2 separate regions of the Mus musculus genome follow, and region 2 is linked to region 1. A link is a loop called in an ENCODE intact Hi-C map of the cell type or tissue named here. Cell type or tissue: gastrocnemius. All regions are shown on one strand. Each heading gives the region's core, and the rest is flanking DNA. Links, peaks and the distances in the headings are about the cores only.

Evidence for each region. Hi-C counts contacts between places; a loop is a spot of excess contacts. Peaks named below come from ENCODE experiments on the same cell type or tissue, not always from the same donor. Only the 100,000 strongest peaks of a DNase experiment are listed, where the experiment ranks them.
Region 2: it touches region 1 in a loop (5-fold over the local background); 2 of 42 quality-filtered maps call a loop at or near these places.

What each region holds. Positions count from the first base shown.
Region 1 is chr1:136,620,236-136,630,551 of GRCm38, forward strand. It overlaps Zfp281 (zinc finger protein 281), which reads left to right and starts at 4,666. Exons shown (of 2, transcript NM_177643.4): 1 at 4,666-4,816; 2 at 5,037-10,156. The coding sequence starts at 5,051. The coding sequence ends at 7,732. In gastrocnemius, for the core only: a CTCF peak has its summit at 5,485; DNase peaks (open chromatin) are centred at 4,103, 4,636, 5,279 and 5,854; H3K4me3 peaks cover 4,458 bases; H3K27ac peaks cover 2,473 bases.
Region 2 is chr1:138,614,880-138,625,195 of GRCm38, forward strand. It overlaps Nek7 (NIMA (never in mitosis gene a)-related expressed kinase 7), which reads right to left and starts at 4,878. Exons shown (of 10, transcript NM_021605.4): 1 at 4,673-4,878. In gastrocnemius, for the core only: CTCF peaks have their summits at 3,283 and 5,361; DNase peaks (open chromatin) are centred at 2,596, 3,256, 4,433, 4,823 and 1 more place; H3K4me3 peaks cover 3,377 bases; H3K27ac peaks cover 4,190 bases.

The sequences.
Region 1 (10,316 bases), core at 3,572-8,571:
CAGAGAAACTAGTACACCTATAGGTAAATACACTTATGTACATTTATATCTTGGCACGGCTAGACACTGTGGATGGACATCCCTGTGGATTTCCTAGTGGGCAACACCCCTCAGGTATGAGGGAGTTTTCATTCTTTAAATGTGGCATGGTGGTAGCAGTCAATGTGTAAAGAGTGGAGGTTGGTTTCCCCCAACTGTATTTTTCTCTGTAGGCTATAAATGCAATGAATCATTATGACTCCAGGTGCTAATGTCCAAATGTTTCTATCTATTCTCTCCATGGAGAATATACGATGCGTTTGCGACCCTGGGGTTTATGAAGATCTGCTAGATCAGAACTGCCCAGAGTCACCCTATGCAAGGCCTACAAACGAAAGACTTTAATTGTTAATGTTTTCCCTTTCTCTGCTGGGCCAGCATCGGGGAGATGCCTCAAGAAAGTCACAGAACCCCTAGGTTGTCCTGAGTTTCAGACTTCTGTGTGGTCTGTGAAAGTCACAGGGCGGGGGGGGGGGGGGGTTGCTTGGTTTATAGAGTGAATCTGTCACATGAGAGAATAAACAGAGAAACAAGAAACCTTGAGATGGGAGCTGCCTATAGCCAAAGTCCATTTTCCTCTAGATCCTGTTTTCAAAATGAGGAGGGTTAAAAGAAGATTGTAATTTAAGCAGGTAACTGAGACAGAAGGGCAGTAAAGAGCTCCAGGTCTCCCTTCATAGTCTGCTCAGTTTACCAGGACATCATCATTCATTCATTCATTCATTCATTCACCTCTGTCTGCCTGCCTCCTGAGTGCTGATCTTAAGACCTGTACCACCACTGCCTAGCCCATGATTTTTCTCTTATTCTTTCCTTTAGAGAAACCTGACCTTGCGAAAACTATATCTAAGTTATATGAAAGGTCACAGATGACTTATTTGATTTCCAAACTATAGATTTCATGCAAACAGCTTGGGCTGCTAACATGGAAGCTGCAACAAATATTGTGCAGTGCTCAGGAAGCTTTGGTTACTGAGGAATTAATGTATTTCACACAGTAGAATATTCCTCATTCATCAATTGTTGCGGCCGGCCAGCAGCTCGCAACAATCAATAAAATCCGAGGGACCTGGGCCCAGTGACCTGACTCAGTGGGTAGAAATGGTCGCTCTTAAACCCAGTGACCTAATAAGTCTGACTCATGAAACCCAATGGTAGAAGGAGTGGGCTAGAGCTGCCACATGTCACTGTGTAAGAGGTGGTAAGGGAATTATGGGCAGAAAAGGTGGAGAGGGCTTCTTGGCACCTTTACTTACCTACTGAGCCACCTTGCTGGCCTGGCAGATCAGTCGTGTTCACTATCTTATATCTTATATAGTAATCTGTTTAGGTTTTCTTTGTTTTGTTTGGAGACCATTTCACCATGTAGTGCCAACAAGCCTTGGGCTCACTATGTAGCCCAGCTTAGCTTTGAACTTCTAGCACTGCTTGCTCCTGTGTCTAGAGACTTTGCAATTAAAAGTGTCTGCTACCACATCTGGCCAAAAAGGTTTAAAGGTGCGATTTATGGCTGGAGAGATGGATGGCTCAGCTGTTTAGAGCACTGGCTGCTCTTCCAGTCCTGAGTTCAATTCCCAGCAACCACATGGAGGCTCACAGCCATCTGTAATGGGATCGGATGCCCTCTTCTCTACATGTACATGCACATGCAGATTGAGCACTTATTTACAGAAAACAGATAAATGAATCTTAAAAGAAGTGAAGTATATTTTGTATTTTACAATTTTTTTTCTTATTTTCACTGGTCCTGTGAACTAAATCTATGGCTTCACATGTGCAACAAAAGGTCTCTAGCACCATGCTTTTTTTTTTTTTTTTTTTTTGCCAGTCCCGAGACTCAAACCCAGAGCCTTGTGAATGCTAAGTACAATACACAAAATCTCCAGCCCGAGAGATGGCTCAACAGTTAAGAGTACTGTCTACTCTTCAAAGGACCTGGGTCAAATCCCAGCACTCACTGGTTTGAAAATGTCTGTAACTCCACTTCCAAGGGCTATGGATACCCTCTTCTGACCTCCTTGGCACCAGAAATGCACATGGTACACATGTATACAGGAAGGCAAAAACAATCATGCACATAAAATAAAGTTTAAAAAAGAATCTAGCCTGGTGTTGGTAGTCTACACCTTTAATCCCAGCACTTAGGAGGGAAGATGGATCTCTGTGAATTCTAGGACAACCTGGTCTAAGGGAAAGAGAGATCTTGTCTCAAACATAATCTTTTTAAAAATTAAGTGTTTTTAAAAATATTCATACTTCTGGGTGTGGGGGCTTAGCCTGTGATTTCAGTACTTGGAAGGCAGAGATAGGAAGATTATGAATTGGGAATATAGTGAGACTCTGTTTCAAATAGACAATTCGCATTTATTATCTTTTTGAGGATTTATTTACTTTATGTATATGAATTTTTGCCCGCATCCATGTATGTGCCATGTTCATGCCTGCAGGATCCCCCTAGGTGGGTGTTGGGAATTAAACCCTGATCTTATGCAAGAAAAACAAATGCTCTTAACTGCTGAGCTATGTCCGCAGTCCCTATTACCTACGTTTATCTCTTTCGTTTGAGGGTTTAAAGGAGTTGGTTGGTTTCACTGGTACTGGGGTTCAAGCTTTATCCACAGTAGGCAACCACAGTATCACTGAACTATGTCAGTAACCTGTAGTGTTTAATCTTTCAATTATTTCCTAATTTTATAACTTCAAAGATGATAAGATATACTGAAGTTGCTGCTCCAAACGGAGTTTAGACGGAGTTTAGAAATATTAAGTGTTTCATCATCTAGCCACCTCCTAATTATTATTCCATGTAGTTAGGATACTATTTCTATTTTCTATCACCAAAGAATTGAATAGCACAACCAGTATAAGTGATGTGCTGGTGTGTTATCATATAAATGCTCAAGGTACGACTTCTAATGGTGAAAAACGGGAAAATAAATGGACGTTGATGAAGTGTGTCTTCTTTTGTCTGTTCCCGGGAAAGTTTATTTCGGGCATTTCCACTGGCGGAATGATTAGCGCTAACAGCTTTCCCCCTCCGTTTTATTTTACAGGGTCTCTTCATCTTCCTGATATATGGGGTATACAACCTAGAGGTAAGTCTGCTTGGAGTAGCTCAAGGCTGACAGCGTGAATGAGAGAAATGACAGGTTTCTTATCTTGATAACTGTAGAACAAAGTTGGCTTTCATATGAGTGTCCCACTGCCCTTCATGCTTGGGCTGGCTTATGTGCAGCCCAGCTTTACCATTAAACATGGACACCCTGAGTACAGGGACAGCCTCATTTCTCACTGGCACTGACTAATATTTTATTACTGTCTGAAGTTTTTGAATTTTCAGTGTTCAACGCTTAGCTATACCTGGTAGTTTCAGGAAATAATTTAACTGTAGTTCCATGGGGCTAGGAAGATACAATGCCTCATGAAACTATTCATAAAATACAGTTTTAAGGTTTCTGGGCAGGCTCAGAGAGGCCTGTGTTGGTAAACAATACACCGCTATGGCTTTAATTGCAAAATTTCTCAAGGAAGTTATTACAAGAAGTCATCTCGAGAAACACTATGAGAATATGGACGTGTGATTTCTTTAAGAAAACACACTATGTAAATAACTGTTCTCCAGGTCTTTTTATTAAAAAGTCTGTGGTGTATAAATACACCTAGGAAAGTTGCTGGTTTAGATTTTTGCATGCTCGCTGTGAATGCCTTTTATACATTATTAGGCACTAAATTAATATCTATTTGGTTTTGTCGATAGAACTTTTAATTTCAAGATTTTATCTAATTTCCCCCAACTGAATAAGGAACAACTTTTCAAGTTTCTAGGTATTCTATACTGGAGGGGTTGGGAGAGTGGGGTATGTATCCTAACAGAGATTTTAAACAAGAACGATGGCCAGTATTTGAGGCTAGTTAGTATTCAACGTAATAAGCAAATTCAGACAACTGAGAAAGTACGTGGCATTTAAATACCATCTGATGATGAAGTGTGTGTGGGCGTGTTTTACAGGACAGCTGCACCTGGGATTACACGTGGTTTCCCTTTGCGTAGCCTTCAGGTAGGCTGGCACTGAGACAATTTTCTGCAGCGGTCCCTCCTCTATGGCAGTCTCAAAGGCTCCTTCAATAAAGGCAAAGACAAGCGTTATTGCTGTCTCCATTCTGAAAAGGAGTAAAAGCTATCTGTAATCAATACCGTTACGAGTTTAAAGCTTTCAGGCAGAATCACAAGTACCTTAAGGAATCCTATTCTCTGTTTGATTTTGATTCAATACTTGGATTGCAAACACTAAAGTGAACCAAATGCCAATGTTCAGTTTTCAGTGTCTCCACCTTCCCTAACCCCTTCCTCTGCAGCTCCCACGCCACGCTGCAACACGCTCTCCTGGCGTCCCCGGACTTCCCGCCCCTTGGGCTCCACCTCCGGAGCGCCTTCTCCCTAGAAACCCTCAGCCACTGTCTGCCCCTCAGCAGGGCCACCAATCACGTCCCCTCGCTGCGGAAGACCCTCCGCTGTCCGCCTCCAAGTCCCCGCCCCTCCCACCTAGCCCCCAGCAGCTCCGCCCAACCGCCCGCTTGATTGACAGGCTAGCCAGGCGGAAACTGAGGCGCAGGCGCACGGGGCTCGCCGAGCGCCCCTCTGGTCCGGTCGAGGACTTCCCGGCAGACACCGCGCCGCGGCTGCGCAGAAGCGGGGAGGCTTTTAATTCCATTGTGGAGAGGACGGCGTTATTTTTATTAACTGGAGGCGACGGCGGCTGCGGCGGCGGCGGAACCCGTAAGTGTGGCCGGCGGGCCGGGGCGGGCGCGGGAGCGGCCAAGAAGGCCGCGGGGTCGAGCGCGCCGGGCCGGAGGCGGCGGGGCTGCGGACGGGAGCCGGGCGCGGTGCGGGCTGGGCGGCGGCGCGGCGGGTCCCAAACGCTGCGGTGGTCCCGGCCCGGGGCCCGGCCCTACCGCCGTTCCCCCTCTTCCCTCCTCTCCCTCCTCTCCGCAGCCAGGCCTCCTCCGGGGTATGAAAATCGGCAGCGGGTTCCTTAGCGGCGGCGGCGGTCCCAGCAGTAGCGGTGGTAGCGGCTCCGGCGGCAGCTCCGGCAGCGCCAGCGGCGGCAGCGGCGGCGGCAGGAGAGCAGAGATGGAGCCCACCTTCCCCCAGAGTATGGTTATGTTCAACCACCGGCTTCCCCCGGTCACCAGCTTCACCCGGCCGGCGGGGACGGCCGCCCCTCCCCCGCAGTGCGTGTTATCCTCCTCTACCTCCGCAGCCCCGGCCGCTGAGCCCCCCCCTCCGCCAGCCCCGGACATGACTTTCAAGAAGGAGCCGGCGGCGTCAGCCGCGGCCTTCCCTTCGCAGAGGACCTCCTGGGGATTCTTGCAGTCCTTGGTGAGCATCAAGCAGGAGAAACCTGCGGATCCCGAGGAGCAGCCGTCCCACCACCACCATCACCACCACCACTATGGGGGGCTGTTCGCTGGGGCTGAAGAGCGATCACCAGGCCTAGGAGGAGGGGAAGGGGGGAGCCACGGCGTCATCCAAGACCTCAGTCTTCTGCACCAGCATGCCCAGCAGCAACCGGCCCAGCACCACCGCGATGTATTACTGAGCAGCGGTAGCAGGACTGATGAGCACGGCAACCAGGAGCCAAAGCAGGACGCTAACGTCAAAAAGGCAAAGAGGCCAAAGCCAGAATCTCAGGGAATCAAAGCCAAGAGGAAGCCAAGTGCATCTTCCAAACCTTTGGTTGGAGAGGGAGAAGGTGCCGTCCTGTCCCCAAGTCAGAAACCTCATATCTGTGATCACTGTAGTGCTGCTTTCAGGAGCTCCTACCACCTGCGGAGACATGTCCTCATCCACACGGGCGAAAGGCCTTTCCAGTGCAGCCAGTGTAGTATGGGTTTCATCCAGAAATACCTACTGCAGAGACACGAGAAAATTCACAGCAGAGAGAAACCCTTTGGGTGCGATCAGTGCAGCATGAAGTTTATTCAGAAGTACCATATGGAGAGACACAAGAGGACACATAGTGGAGAAAAGCCATACAAGTGTGACACTTGCCAACAGTATTTTTCAAGGACTGACAGATTGTTGAAGCACAGGCGCACGTGTGGTGAAGCCATAGCAAAAGGAGCCGCTAGTGCAGAACCTGGGTCATCAAACCATAACAGTATGGGTAACCTGGCTGTGTTGTCTCAGGGAAATACAAGTTCCTCAAGGAGAAAGTCGAAGTCGAAAAGCATAGCTATTGAAAATAAGGAACACAAGACTGGCAAAACAAATGAATCACAAATGTCAAACAATATAAACATGCAGAGTTATTCAGTAGAAATGCCTACTGTGTCTACCAGTGGGAGCATAATTGGCACTGGAATAGATGAACTGCAGAAAAGGGTGCCAAAATTGATCTTTAAGAAAGGAAGCAGAAAGAATGCAGATAAAAGCTACCTTAATTTTGTGTCACCGTTACCAGACGTAGTTGGGCAGAAATCCTTGTCTGGTAAGCCAGGTGGCTCACTTGGCATCGTATCGAATAATAGTGTGGAGACCATTAGTCTTCTCCAAAGTACAAGTGGCAAGCAAGGCCCGATAAGTAGTAATTATGATGATGCCATGCAGTTTTCAAAGAAGAGAAGATACCTACCAACTGCCAGCAGCAACAGTGCCTTTTCTATCAATGTAGGACACATGGTCTCCCAGCAGTCAGTCATTCAGTCTGCAGGGGTCAGTGTTTTGGACAATGAGGCGCCATTGTCACTTATTGACTCCTCAGCTCTAAATGCTGAAATTAAGTCTTGTCACGACAAGTCTGGAATTCCTGATGAGGTTTTACAAAGTATTTTGGATCAGTACTCTGGCAAATCAGAAACACAGAAGGAGGATCCTTTCAATTTAACAGAACCACGAGTGGATTTACACACCTCAGGAGAACACTCTGAATTGGTTCAAGAAGAAAATTTGAGCCCAGGCACCCAAACACCTTCAAATGATAAAACAAGCATGTTGCAAGAATACTCCAAATACCTCCAACAGGCTTTCGAAAAATCCACTAATGCAGGTTTTACTCTTGGACACGGTTTCCAATTTGTCAGCTTGTCTTCACCTCTCCACAACCACACTTTGTTTCCAGAAAAACAGATATACACTACATCTCCTTTGGAGTGTGGTTTTGGCCAGTCTGTTACCTCAGTGCTGCCATCTTCGTTGCCAAAGCCTCCTTTTGGGATGTTGTTTGGATCTCAACCAGGTCTTTATTTATCTGCTTTGGATGCTACACATCAGCAGTTGACACCTTCCCAGGAGCTGGATGATCTGATAGATTCTCAGAAGAACTTAGAGACATCATCAGCCTTCCAGTCCTCATCTCAGAAATTGACTAGCCAGAAGGAACAACAGAAAAATTTAGAGTCCTCAACGAGCTTTCAGATTCCATCTCAGGAGTTAGCTAGCCAGATTGATCCTCAGAAAGACATAGAGCCTAGAACAACGTACCAGATTGAGAACTTTGCACAAGCATTCGGTTCTCAGTTTAAGTCGGGCAGCAGGGTGCCAATGACCTTTATCACTAACTCTAATGGAGAAGTGGACCATAGAGTAAGGACTTCAGTGTCAGATTTCTCAGGGTATACAAATATGATGTCTGATGTAAGTGAGCCATGTAGTACAAGAGTAAAGACACCCACCAGCCAGAGTTACAGGTAAGGTCTCGAGAGTGACCAGGCTGGGAGTCTAATGTAATTTTGTTTTATTTTGAGAACACTGCCATTGGAATGTTTCTACACGATCCTATTAAGAATAATGTAATGCCCTTTCAATGCAACTTTTCATATTTAGTTTATTTTGTTAGTGTGATTTTAGCTCTGTTTGTATTATGATTTTTAATCAAAATCAATAGATTAAAAATAGTTTGACATTCAAAGTGACAATGTTTAGCAATCAAATTTACATGTATAGATTGTCAGGGAATAGCCCAAAAGTTTTAAATGCAAAAACAAAAAAAATAAAACAAAACAAAAAAAGTACAGAAAAAAAAAAAGAAAAGAAAAAAGGAAAAAAAAAGAAACTTTGTTGCTAGGATTAAGGTTATTCTAATTGCTTTACTCTCAGGAAAGTGTAATAACGCATGGGAATTCTGTACGTTATCACCGTAATGGAATATCCAATTTACAAATAGTATGATACACATTTCGTTGTTTAAGTTAAGGGATCTTAAACATTTCAGATTGCTCTTTCTGGGCTAATAGAATATACATTTCATCATTTAAGTAAGGGATCGAAAACATTTCAAGTGCTATCTCTGTCTGGGCTGATCCAAAATTCTGAGATTGTTGGCTACCTATATTTTGTTGCAGCTTTTCAATGTACTCCACACTTCCAAACCCAGATTCATTCCAGATTGGTAGAACAAATATTCTTAGATCTTTGATCAAAGCCTGGAATGATAGCTTTAATAAAAGAAAGAGGAAAAAAACCATCCTCTTTATCCACCTGTAACAAGGCTGTAATTCCATTAAGTGATTCTGTGAATGTCTTCTCTAGTACAGTGTTAAAATTAAAAACCCAAGTGTTTGGTTGGTTTCAGTATTAGAAAGTAAGTTCAATTCACATAGTCTATTGAAATTTGGGGTGTGCATTATTCATGGCCTAAAACATTCTCTTGTTTAAGCTATTACTCACCACCTTCACGTCTGGGTTTGGTATTTGTTCTTAACTTCTTAAAGTTCTGGGCCTTCTTGTTCCTTCTCCCTGTCTTGATGGTTTCAATTTTAGAGTGATTTATCATCTAGAAGATAATTGATTATGCATTTTATATGTCGTAAGACATTCAAATACTAAACAATAGGGTAAACATCCCTGACTTTGCTTTTCTTTTTATTTTGTTAACAAACCCAATACCGACTTCCACGTACAAGCTATACATAGATGTCAAAGGGTTGTCATCCTACCTGGTGGCAGAGCTTGTGTAACAGATAAGAGTGTGTATTCAGTAATGACATCAGAACTCTTTGTGAAATTGCAGCCTTTAATGTACATTTTGAAGGGGTGTATTAGTCAGTATTGTACAGGGATCTTGTCATCAAAACTTGCTATGAACGCTAATTGCCATTTGAAGCTACTGATAGGCAGTGGCTCTGCTCTAAACCACTTTTTAGCAATTGTATTTTTTCCTGATTATATTTTTTAATGTACTTTGATGTTTATGCTGATGAGTTTTTATGTACTTTTGGTGGTGTTTAGTCTTATGAACTCTTCTGACGTCAGAAAAGTCCCACTGGTTGTTTGCAGTCTCATTGTGTAATCAGCCTACCACAGGCTTCCATGTATAATAAAGTAATTAATATTGTGCAAGTGTAAAACACTTCTGTTATAAAAGCAGTGTTTGGAAAATAAGAAATTATTAAAAATGGTTACAAAATACTAGTTAATTCCCTTTTCCCACCTTCCACCTTTTAGCTTTAGTTAGCTAAAGGGTACCAACTTGTCATTGAAAGATTTTTAGAAATGTGTTTAATTCTTTTAATACACTCAGTACTAAAATGTCTGTATGTCTTATTAAGTGCAGTAAGTTCTGTTGGGTACAGAGACAAGTGTGATCAAAGATGGAGAGGACCTTTACCCCTGTATCTCTTAAGCTGTAGGATCTCTCTCTCTCTTCTCTTTTGTTTTATACAGGTTTTGAATTTCTTTAACTTTTATTGTGTGTACTGAATACTACATATGTATTATTCTGATTGTTTGCTCTAGTTTACTACCAATAAAAGTCCTGTTAATCACAACATTGAAGAAAGGAGATATCACTTAGTCTCTGTGGATTACATTTCATAAAATATTCGTATTGATAGTATAAATTGTAACGTAGGAGCTTGCCGTTTTATTGTATTTATAATGTATTTTGTCTTTCTAGGTTTATTTAAAAATGCATTGAATATTTTATTTGAGGTGCACAATAATATAAAGAATAGAAATCTAATGTAAATTACATTATGTTGAAACTAGGCTAACCATCCTAAATATTAGGGAGATTATTTATTGAGGCTTTATTTAAAATCATATCAAAATATTTTTGGCTTAAGGTGTTATATATCCTTTTGCCTCAAAGGGTTATAATAAAATTATAGAATGATGGATTAAAATGGTCTTGAGCATTTTTAGTTTAAAAAAAGCTAACTTGCTATTAAAAGGTTAAGAAATTGAGTTCATAGCTATTAGAGGGAAAGGTGAGATTGTGATATAGAAGATGCAGTAAAGGTATTTGATGTAACTTAAAAGACAGAAGCTGACCATG
Region 2 (10,316 bases), core at 2,520-7,519, 2.0 Mb after region 1:
GATTAAAGAGGAGGAGGAGGAAGAGAAGGAGACAAACCTAGGGTATTGGGCCTGAGCTTCTCTGAATCAAGGTAAACAAGGCAAAAGAGAATACACACGCAGGAAGGTCAGCTAAAGATGTTCCCTGGAGCTGAAGGCCACTGGCCACAAGCTCTAAAATGCCCCAGTTTCCACCTGGCCTCCCTGAGGACTTACAGAGTCAAAATTCCTACATCCAAGGTCCACTCCCAGCCAGGACGAACAAGTTCTGCTGTGTGATTTGCAAGGTGTTTCATTTTCCATTGCATTCCACTGCTTCTGAAGACTTGCACCCCAGCCAGCCCAAAACTCATTCTCAGACTACCTAGGAGGCCCCACTCCTCCTGATGGCCACATGCTGCTTGACAACAGGTCCCTTCCAGTAATTTATTGTTTTCCTTTTTCATTAGAGAGACTAAGTCCACTTTTCTTTCCCTCCCTGTTTTGTTCCTGGGGGCCGGAGGTGCTGCTCTGTTGTGGATGTGCTTGCTGTTTGAGATCTGACACAGCCCAAGCTGCACTGGCACTCCCAATACCCTACCTCAGCTCCTCAGCTCGCTCTGTCTAGGATTACAGACCTGCACTTGGATTCTCCTTTCTTTGTTTTTCTTTTAAAAAAGTTCATTTAAAAAAAAAAAAAAAAAAAAAGCAGCTTACTAAATCACACATACCCCAAATTGCCTCTAATGATAACAGTCATACCAAGAGTCTTACCAACAGTGAGCTAAGATGAACACTAATGAATGAAGCATGTCAGAATTCACTCGTGTGGTGACTATCACTAATTTAAAAGCAGATAAATGGCTGGCATCGGCTCCTACCTGAATTTCCAAAGGAGAAAGCAAGACACAGCATCCACTCACACTAAGTCCATGTCACAGGATGGGTCTAGGGTCCCCAGAGGCGAAGGCTGTCTAAATCTCTGCAGAGACAACTCCCATCCCCTCTCTAGGCTATTCTGAGGCTGTGCCCCCTGCATGTCTGTCTCTTCTTGCAGATTCTTTTCTCTAGTAAATCTTTTCTACATCTGTTCTAGTCTAGTAAGCATTTTTATGCCCTTATCCTTCACAGCAAGAGAGCAACGTGGCTCACACAGTGGCTCACATCGTTATGAACACCGATAAGAAAAATCAGGGAATGTACAGTGGACATCATACACAAAATTCCAAGCATCAAACCTTTCCCAGTGCACTGTTGTTGGAAACTCAATGGCTTAGAATTCATGTGTCGGCCTTTGCTGTTATCTTCCACATAAATACCGTTTTCTTGGAGCAGAGCTACAAGCACATATATGGGTACTGTTTGTGGCTATAAAAGCAGGAGCTCCAGGAGACAACACAGCCCACAAAGCCAAAAATACTTACTATGAGACTGTCTAGAGTTTGTGAACCTATCTGTACATAAGCAGCCTGGAGTTTAAAAGTAGCTCCTCCACACAAGAGCTGTGGCAACATACAACAAAGACTACTTCCACTAAGTCATATAAAACAGACAGCTGTACATGTTTATAAGCCAGTAAGTTTTCCTCATTTGTACACTGTGCCACTGATTCCATTAAAACTCATCCTATTAGGTCAGCAGACACACAGGATGACGGAGTGATTTTATTTTAATAAAGGCTCAAAAAAATCATTTATCCTGACCAAAAGAGCAAAGGATGTTCCTTAGCATCTTAGATTCTGTCCCCATTCCCACCCCTCACCATGAAGCCATAAACGATAAAGCTGCTTTCTTTAAAAGGAAAAGAAATATTCTGAGAGATATATAACACCACAGAGATAATCAAACTTTCAGCTGGAAAATGACAAATCAGTAGTTTAGAAGTTTTGCAGCTATATCAGTTTAGAAATTCTAAGCCAAGGACAGTAACTTATGTCTATAATCTCAGCCCTTGGGAAGTTGAGTATACCATGAGTTCAAAGCCAACCTGAACTGGATACAAAGTAAGTTCCAGGCCAGCATAGACTGCAAAGTAAAACCCTATGTCAAGAAAAAGAAAATGTTTTAACTGTAAATTGTAAATTGTAAAATTATGTACCACAAATGCATATACTTGGGTACAATTATATAACCAATGTTATATCAGCTATAATCTCCACAAATAAATTGTAGGAGGAAGAATTAAAATGGAACAACTTCAAAAGTATAAAGAGGTGGTTCTTTGAAAAACGTTGCAGTATTTGTAGAATTACAAATAAAGCAATTCGGAGTAAATAATAAACCACCATGTCATACAGTTCTAAACTATAAATTCCACACACCTTCTGAACTAAAGTAAGTTTGCTACTGCACTGTGGTTTAGCTTGTAAAGTAAAAGGTCTGCCCACACACTAATCAAATATTTGAAAAGAAAAGGTGAAAATGAGAACAGCTACCCTAAAAATTCTTATAATAATAAAATTGACTTTAAAAAAATTTCACTGGAATTTTACTTTATTTTAGTTTTAGCAAATGCTCAATACTTAATGTTTGTAGTCAGCCAGGGCTGAGAGCCACCAACTGCAGTCACCAGAAGCCTGGGACTGAGAGGGGAGTCCTGGCAGTACTTGTCTTTCCGGAGTGTAATTGCTCTGCACTTCAGCGTGTTGGAAACGGGAATGCTGGATTTTAATTTAGTAAGGAAAGACATGTCCGCAGCCTCTGCTCCCCTCCTCCACGAGTTCGGCCACCGGAACAGATGATTTCTTCTGTTTTACTAGGCTGGAGAGAAACTAAGTGTCCAGCGAAGAAAGTGTTTGTGGGAAAGGAATGGCGGGAGACAGGTATTATCCAGATAAACTTCAAATTACAAAATAGGTCTGTTTGTCTGAAAATGCAGTCTTGTCAATTTAAGCTAATGATTGTCTTAACCGTATTAAAATTGCCAAGCTGCCATAAATGTGTCTAATGAGATTTCTTCTGGTAGTTCTTGGTTTTCAGTTTCAGGCGATCTCGGGCAAAAGCCCCAGTCAGTCACGGACTATATTTAATTTGCTGACCAGGTTCGTTTCTTATCTCCTATGGTTTCGGTGGAAGCGGTGACTTCAACCTGAGCCCGAATCTTGAAAGTCAGCACAGGGCTCAAAGAAAACCAGAGCTCCCTCCCTCTATTTTTTAATGCAGTAATTTCACAAGACTGAGCCTCTCAACCCTTCTTTCCACCGGCCCACATCCTCAGACAAACTTGGCCTCCCTCGCCTAGCTCAGGGCAGCGGTAGGAAGTACCCGCCCTCCTGAGCTGGGGCCGGGTGTCCTCGCCGTTCACTGGCTGCAATGGCTGTCAGTGCCCTCAAGGGCGGGGACTCCCACCTTACTGTGGAATCTGAGGACTGCATGGTCACTGGGTCCAGATTCCCCTCCACTCCGCCCCAGAGTCTGTCCCTTCTGCACTTTCTCCAAAGGCCCTCCTCTCATCATCCATTTTTCTGACCCTCTAAGAAGTAAAGTTTCCCTCCACACGCCCCTACCCCTCGCCAGCCGAAGCAGAAGATGCAACGGTTTGGGATGTAAAGCAAATTATGGTCCGGGTCTCTCGGAGTGGTGGCAGATAGCTGTGAAGATGAAATAACTGCTTAGGTTGCATGTTAGTTCAATAAAGTGCACTGGCCATCACGAAATACTGCAGCCATGAATACTAGTGAGAAATGCTACAAAGCACTGCAGGCTTTATCTTTTATTCATCATTTTCAGAGTTTGTCCGGTTGTCCCAAACTATAAATTTTTGAGTATGAGTACTAAACCTTTCTTGGATCACATCAACATCCCATCGTCTAGAAGAGAACAGATTTATAATAAGCTTATTCGGAACATTATTCTGTAAAGCAACTCTATCAAAGCACACCGTCATGAACGTCAGTTCCTCCCGGGAACTGCAGATTCCTTGGAGGAGAAACTAAAGAGTGGTCCTAATAATGCTCTATAAACTGCGGGCATTGAATCCAATTACAACCTTTAAAGTTAGTAATCTCAAAAAGAAAAAAAAGTCCTTTACATCTCTAGATTGTTTTTGCTATATTCAGTTCCATCACCAGAATTGTAAAGGGCACAAAACATATCTTACTTTAAAGTAAATATATTCTTAGTGTTTAGCGCGGGCAAAGACTTAGGCTATTCGAGTATAGTATGTGAGTCAATAAATGTATCTCTTGTGGGTCTTCCAAGGCCTCTAGCACCAGGCGGAGGCTATCGACATTGCTTAGCAGCATCTTCCACGGCCTAACTTCACCTTCGCCCCACTGGGACTCAGCTCATACTTTGCTGCATCCCAGCCCTGGATCGGTTTCAATCGGACCTCGACCTGACTACCCCACCACTCACGCTCGACTGACTCCCCGGTCCGTGAACTTCACTTTTCTAAACTGGGCTGCAGCCGAATCGGTTGAGCCAATCCTCGAGCTGTAAATAGCCAAGGTGACCAATGAGCTCAGCCCGGAGGCGGGTCTTCGCTGGAGTTCCTCCTGTCGGAGCCCGGAGACCTGTTGCCGCCACCACCACCGTCGTGGAGCTTCCTGGGGTCGAAGCGCCCGGACTCTGAGCTCCTGCAGCCAGCGGCCTGCACCACGCTCCGCCAGTTGCAGGCGTCCCGGGCGGTCCTCGGAGGCACGAGAGCCCGAGGCCCCACGCGGCCCGCCCGCTCCCCGCACCGGCCCCACCCGGCCGGGCCGTACATACTCACCGGGGCGCCGGGGCAGCTCGGTCTACGCGGGCTGCAGGGCTGCGGGATCCGGGGCCGATCGCCTCTCCCCGCGCCACTGCAGGCGCCGGCTCCCACCCTGCTCGGCCCGCGCTTCCCACTGCGAGGTTAGCGGCGGCCCATCCTCCCGGCTCCGCTCCTCCTCCGGCGGCCGCGGCTGTCAGGAGGGTAAACATCCCGGCATCCCCGAGGAGAGGGCGGGCCGCCGCAGGCCCCTCCCCGCGCCCGCACCCTGCTCCGGAGCCCACGCTACCACTTTCCCGAGAACTGGGGTGTGCCTCGCTTACGGCGGTCGACCCCTGCCTCCAGATCGGAGTTTTTTGATCCCACTTACCAAGTAGTTTAAGCTGCCTCTACATGGTGTCAGTGCAGGCAAACGAGAGTTTTCCCGGAGTCTGGCTAAGCAAATCTAGACTTTAGCGTCCCAGTTTTAAGAAAGCTTTTCAGGACCCTTCCGAAAGTTGAACTAGTTGGTAGGTATGCAGAATCTTTGGGATACAGGCACACTCACAAAGTGGCATTACAAAAATATTACATTAGATAAATTCGTTTACACGTCACATATTTGCAATATGGGTCTCTCCCTAGTACATGGAGCTTTTCAAAAGCAAAGCTTTGATTCCTACTGTTCCACTAACCAGATTTGAACGAATGGAGCGAACAGCTAGGAGGCAGTGTAGAGTCTGTCATACCTAGATGCTAATCATTCAGTGGCCAGTCGCTTAACTTATCGTGGTCTTTCTTGGAAGTCAGCCTTAACGCCTCTCCTTAGAAACAGACGATGACATACAACAGCGTGCTTGAGCACAGATCTTAACCATTTGATATCAGTAGGCCTTTTTCTGGTTTCGTTCCCCTGCCAAGGGAATAGAGCCAAAAAACAACAACAAGAAAAAGCGGTATTATAGCTCAAATGGATTAAAACAATAGAAGCAAGATTTAGAAAGTTTGGGCCAGCAAGATGACTCAGGAGTTTGATTCCCAGGACCCACAAATTGTTTTCTGACATCCGTACTGCAATGTGACACACACACGAATGCAAGTATGTGAAATATAATTAGAAAAGAATGCAAACGTTAATTTTAGTAAGAAAATTAAATTTCAAGAGGTGACGTTGGGGCAAGTGCTTAATCGGTACAGATTTGCCAGGTGGAGTTCTACAATCAGCTACGTGCAAGAGCCCTGCTCTCATAAAACTTAGCTTCAGTGAGGAAGTCCAAATTACCTAATGTCTTTTATATCTATTTCATAGAGAAACAAAGCTCGGGGTGTGAGTGCTCCTTTAAACATGTTTATCAGGGAAAGTCACTTGGAATTTGAGCAGAGACCTGAAGATGTGAGAAAAGGAGCCATGTGACTGTCAGGAAGTAGACTGTTTTACCCAGGAAATGCAAGGTTACCCTGTCAGGCATGGGTTCGCCATGTTGGAGAAACAGCCAGTAAGCCTATGCAGGTAGGATCCAACTTAGTGAGCAAGGGAGAGAGGCTGGTGGAGTAAGAAAGGGTGAACTATCAGATGTGGAACTTCGAACTCTTAATTTTTATTCTGAATGAAATGGAAATTCATTGCAGGTGTAAGTTGAGAGACAACAGAGCTGTGAAGAATAAAGTGGAGGGTGAAGAAACTGGAAGTTTAAAAGGAAACATAATGGTATCTGTAACACATTCTGATCAGGCTTAGACCAGAATGCTAGCAAAACCAGACAGACCCCAGATACATTTCCATGATAGAGCCAACAAGGTTTTCTGCTGCATTGAATGTGCTATATGAGAGGAAGCTAGGATGAAGCCAATAAGTTGGCATTTGGCCTATATCATAGGTCACATCACACCAAATCAGCCACAGTGGTACTCCATGCATAGGCATAACTTTAGGAAAAACTAAAAGACCCGAGGTACCAGACGATGGATCAGAGCTTGTTCTTATTCGCTTTGCTATTACCAGTTTAGAAAATGTAGATTGATAGGTACCCCGATTTAAGCACACTGCCAATTTATCTACACGCTGAATAGTCTGTACAAGCTATACTTACAAGCAAACACTGCTAAGCAAACACTATACTTACCGAACACTGAGTGAGGGTCAAATTGGGCAAAAGTCAGCTCATACATGCTTAGTGGCTGCAAAGCCTTTATCTAGAAAGAATGCTTTTGGTGTTATATGATGTCCAAAGTATTAAACTTACGTAATAATGTGTCCTATTTTTTTCTACTTGTAAAGGCTTCATGGCTACAGATAAATAGTATACAGTGTTGCAAAGACTGGGAAGAGGGTCAAAACAGAAGACACTATATATACTTTTTCTTTCTAAATTTATATCCCCTTCTTTGTGGGCAGGCAAGGTTATTCCCAGGCGCCAGCAGCCAGCCTCCTGGCCTAGAGCAAATGCTAATGGAAAAACAGAGAAGCCTGCCCAAGAAGGCTCCTCCGGCTCAGGACACTTAGAGCAGAAGCGCCTTTAACTCCTCTTCTATCCATCTCTCCTCTGAGCGTTCTCCCCAAATGCTGCTTTAGCTTCATGCTCTGCATTCATTATAATCCTTTGTATGAATAACTCAGTATTTATACATAATTACCATGTGGCACATATACTACATATCAGATTAACTTGGTTATAAACAGTATCTGGATATCATACTTAAAAACTCTCAGTTCATAACCAAATCTTCAAGGTTTCTTTTTTCTTTTTTATATATCTGTTGGCCCCACACAAGAAAAAAAATTATCAGCAGTATTTATTCTCAAAACCATCTCTCCATAAACTAACCTGAAACAGATGTTGCATACCAGTGCTGGCATAAATATAATTTCTCCATAAGGAAAGAAACTTACGAGGGGAAAAAATGTTTCCCTGAAGAAGAATGATGAAGTAATATTAAAAATAATTCTCCTTTGAGAGAGAACCTGGCCAGTGGGGTAGACCAGAAAGGTCTGGTCTTCTTGATTCAAACATAGTGCTAGTAACAGCTGTACTTAAAAAGCTACTAGCGAGACTGGCAGCCACTAAGCTTGGCAGCTAAATGGTGATGAGGCTTAGTCAAGCTGTTGAAATGTCTGGACTAAACTGGGCCAAGAGGAGGAAGTCAGAGTACAGACTGCAGACAGCCCAAGGGAGATCACTTTTCTCTGGCCTTGGCTTGTCAGCCCTGTACAGTGTCAGAGAGCAAATACGATGCTTTGAAAGCACCATGAAAAATATTAGCAAGTTTCTTTTCCACATCCAATGACTCCTTGCTATCGTTTGTGGGTTATTAGCAGATGAGCTCCTGTTAAAAACAGCTAAATCCTTCTTAATTTTATCCTCACGTCAAATCCCTAGAATTCAAAATTGCAGAGACACAATGCTACTGTGTCCCAATTGTTGACTTATGACAGCTTGGGGATATAGTTCATGGTTAAAATTAGTGGTATTCTGACCATGGCTTTTCCACAGCTATTTTTGTAGTAGTTGTGAAACTGAAGAGATGTTTTGAGATGTATCTTAAGTAGAAGACACTGAGATACACTTGTGCAAAACAGGAAGCAATCGGTCCAAACAGCTGCTTGGATTTAGATCACAATTTCTTTGCTCATCAGAATTCAACTGAATTTCTTTCTTTGCTCTGACAAATGTCAAAGGACCAGTATGCAACGCGCAAAAGGAACAACGTGGAGAATATATTAAGAAGTTACACCCTCTCCTGTGGAGCCAAACTGTGAAGTCATTTCACAAATGCAATTTCCTCGGTAGTGTGGCACCTCCAGCCATTGCCACAGCTGGCAACCACTGATATCTATACTGTCAGCGACCCAGGTCAATAAAATAATTGAATCCCAAAGAGAGTTCTAATTGTAGGTTTCTTGGGAGTGTGAGTATATGCTTTTGTATCTATCTGGAAATAAGATGTTAAAAATATCCTCTCGTTTTACATAGCTAGATGGAAAGATCTCAAAGAATTGTGCTTAACTTTCACACTCTATCTCCATCCACCTCATCTTGGAGATTTCCTTCTGTGTTCTCCGCTCCAGCTTTAAAATGTAACAGACCCACTCGGGCACGGACAGTCAGATAGTCGGACAGTTGGAGCAGTGGTCTATTTCCTAACAGGAATGAAAGCAAGACAACAAGTACTTGTGTTTACCTTTAGTGTTTCCTCATACCTGTGTTGAGCAGCCTGCCTCAGGTTACATTTCCAAAGGCCTGTCCCTAACACATTCACTGAAAAGAGTGAAAACCAATACTGTTTTCCTCTTCCCAATCCACTTTGTTCAAATTTAAGCTCTGAATGCTTACAATGAACATTTCTTCAATCTTGGGTTACTCTACTTAATGACAGAAGTATGAAATACCTCAGTAATTTTTTTCAGCAGTTCAATTGGGTGCTAATGTTCAAGCTGCTTGGACACCTAGGGTGTGCATAAACTCCGATGTGGAATAGTGCCTCTACTGAAGCCAAAGGCATTACTGAAAGCAGTCTCCACATGCCTTAGAACAATGAGCCTAGTCAATCATAAACAGCCTCCCCAGCCTTTGTAATTCTGCCTCTGAATTCACCACTGGCTGATGTCCCAATTATGGAGTTTTTTTTTTTTTTCTTTCCTCTCTGTAACTCTCACCTTGTTCCAGTATTGTGTAAAGTAAGAAGCTCAGAGGATGAGACTTATAAAGCAGTGTTGTTTAGAAGGCTTGAGAAGTTGACACTGCATATACCATTCAAGCGGCACCGAGGCAAGCCCGTACATATCCATCAGCCTTTGGGATAATCTGCTCTCTAAAAGCATGGAAGGCAAACAGTAGACTGCTTCTCAAAATAACCCTATTTAGATAGAGCTATTATATATGTCTTTCTGTGTTATTTACCACTGTCGTAGGTTTATTTAACTTATAGAATTTTTAAATTTTTAACTGTGTATATAAATAAGTTTTCATCAATCTTTTAGATTAGCATATAATTGAATACATTTATTATAGGGTTTTCATACATATGTGCATGTGTAAGTTTTTTAATATCCCCCTTCTACAACCCTTCCTTCCCACTCTGGCTAGTCCCTTCCTTGTCCAGATAGCCTTTCCCTATTCTGTTATCATATCACAGGTATTCTAATACCTCCTAAAAGAAAATGGTTTTATAGGCAATATTATGTGTGTGTGTGTGTGTGTGTGTGTGTGTGTGTGTGTGTGTGTGGTAAAATTAATTCAACAACCAAAATATGTAACTCCTATTTTTATTTATTCTTTTCTCACTCAAATTAAAAGTAAAAAAAAAAAAAAAAGAATTTATTTTCTGAGGATATAAATAATTAAACCATTAGTTCTTCATCTTTAAATGAATTGAAATCCATAGATTTGCAATACTATATCTATGACCCCTATCTATGCAACCAGGCAGTTTTCTCTGTTCACTGTAGAAATTTAGTAGAAATAAAAGTAGAGATGCACGTTGTTATGAATTAAATTCAATGTTTATATAAAATTTGAATACATATTTCTACTGTTTATGTACAACCAAATCTTTATTACTAATAATATGGTATTGATACATTTATTATAATGACCTGAAGTCTAACTATGTAAGGGGATTGTATTAAGTTGGAATAATCCCATCTGATTTTGTGTTGCTGTTCTGTCTCAGAAACTCTGCTTCT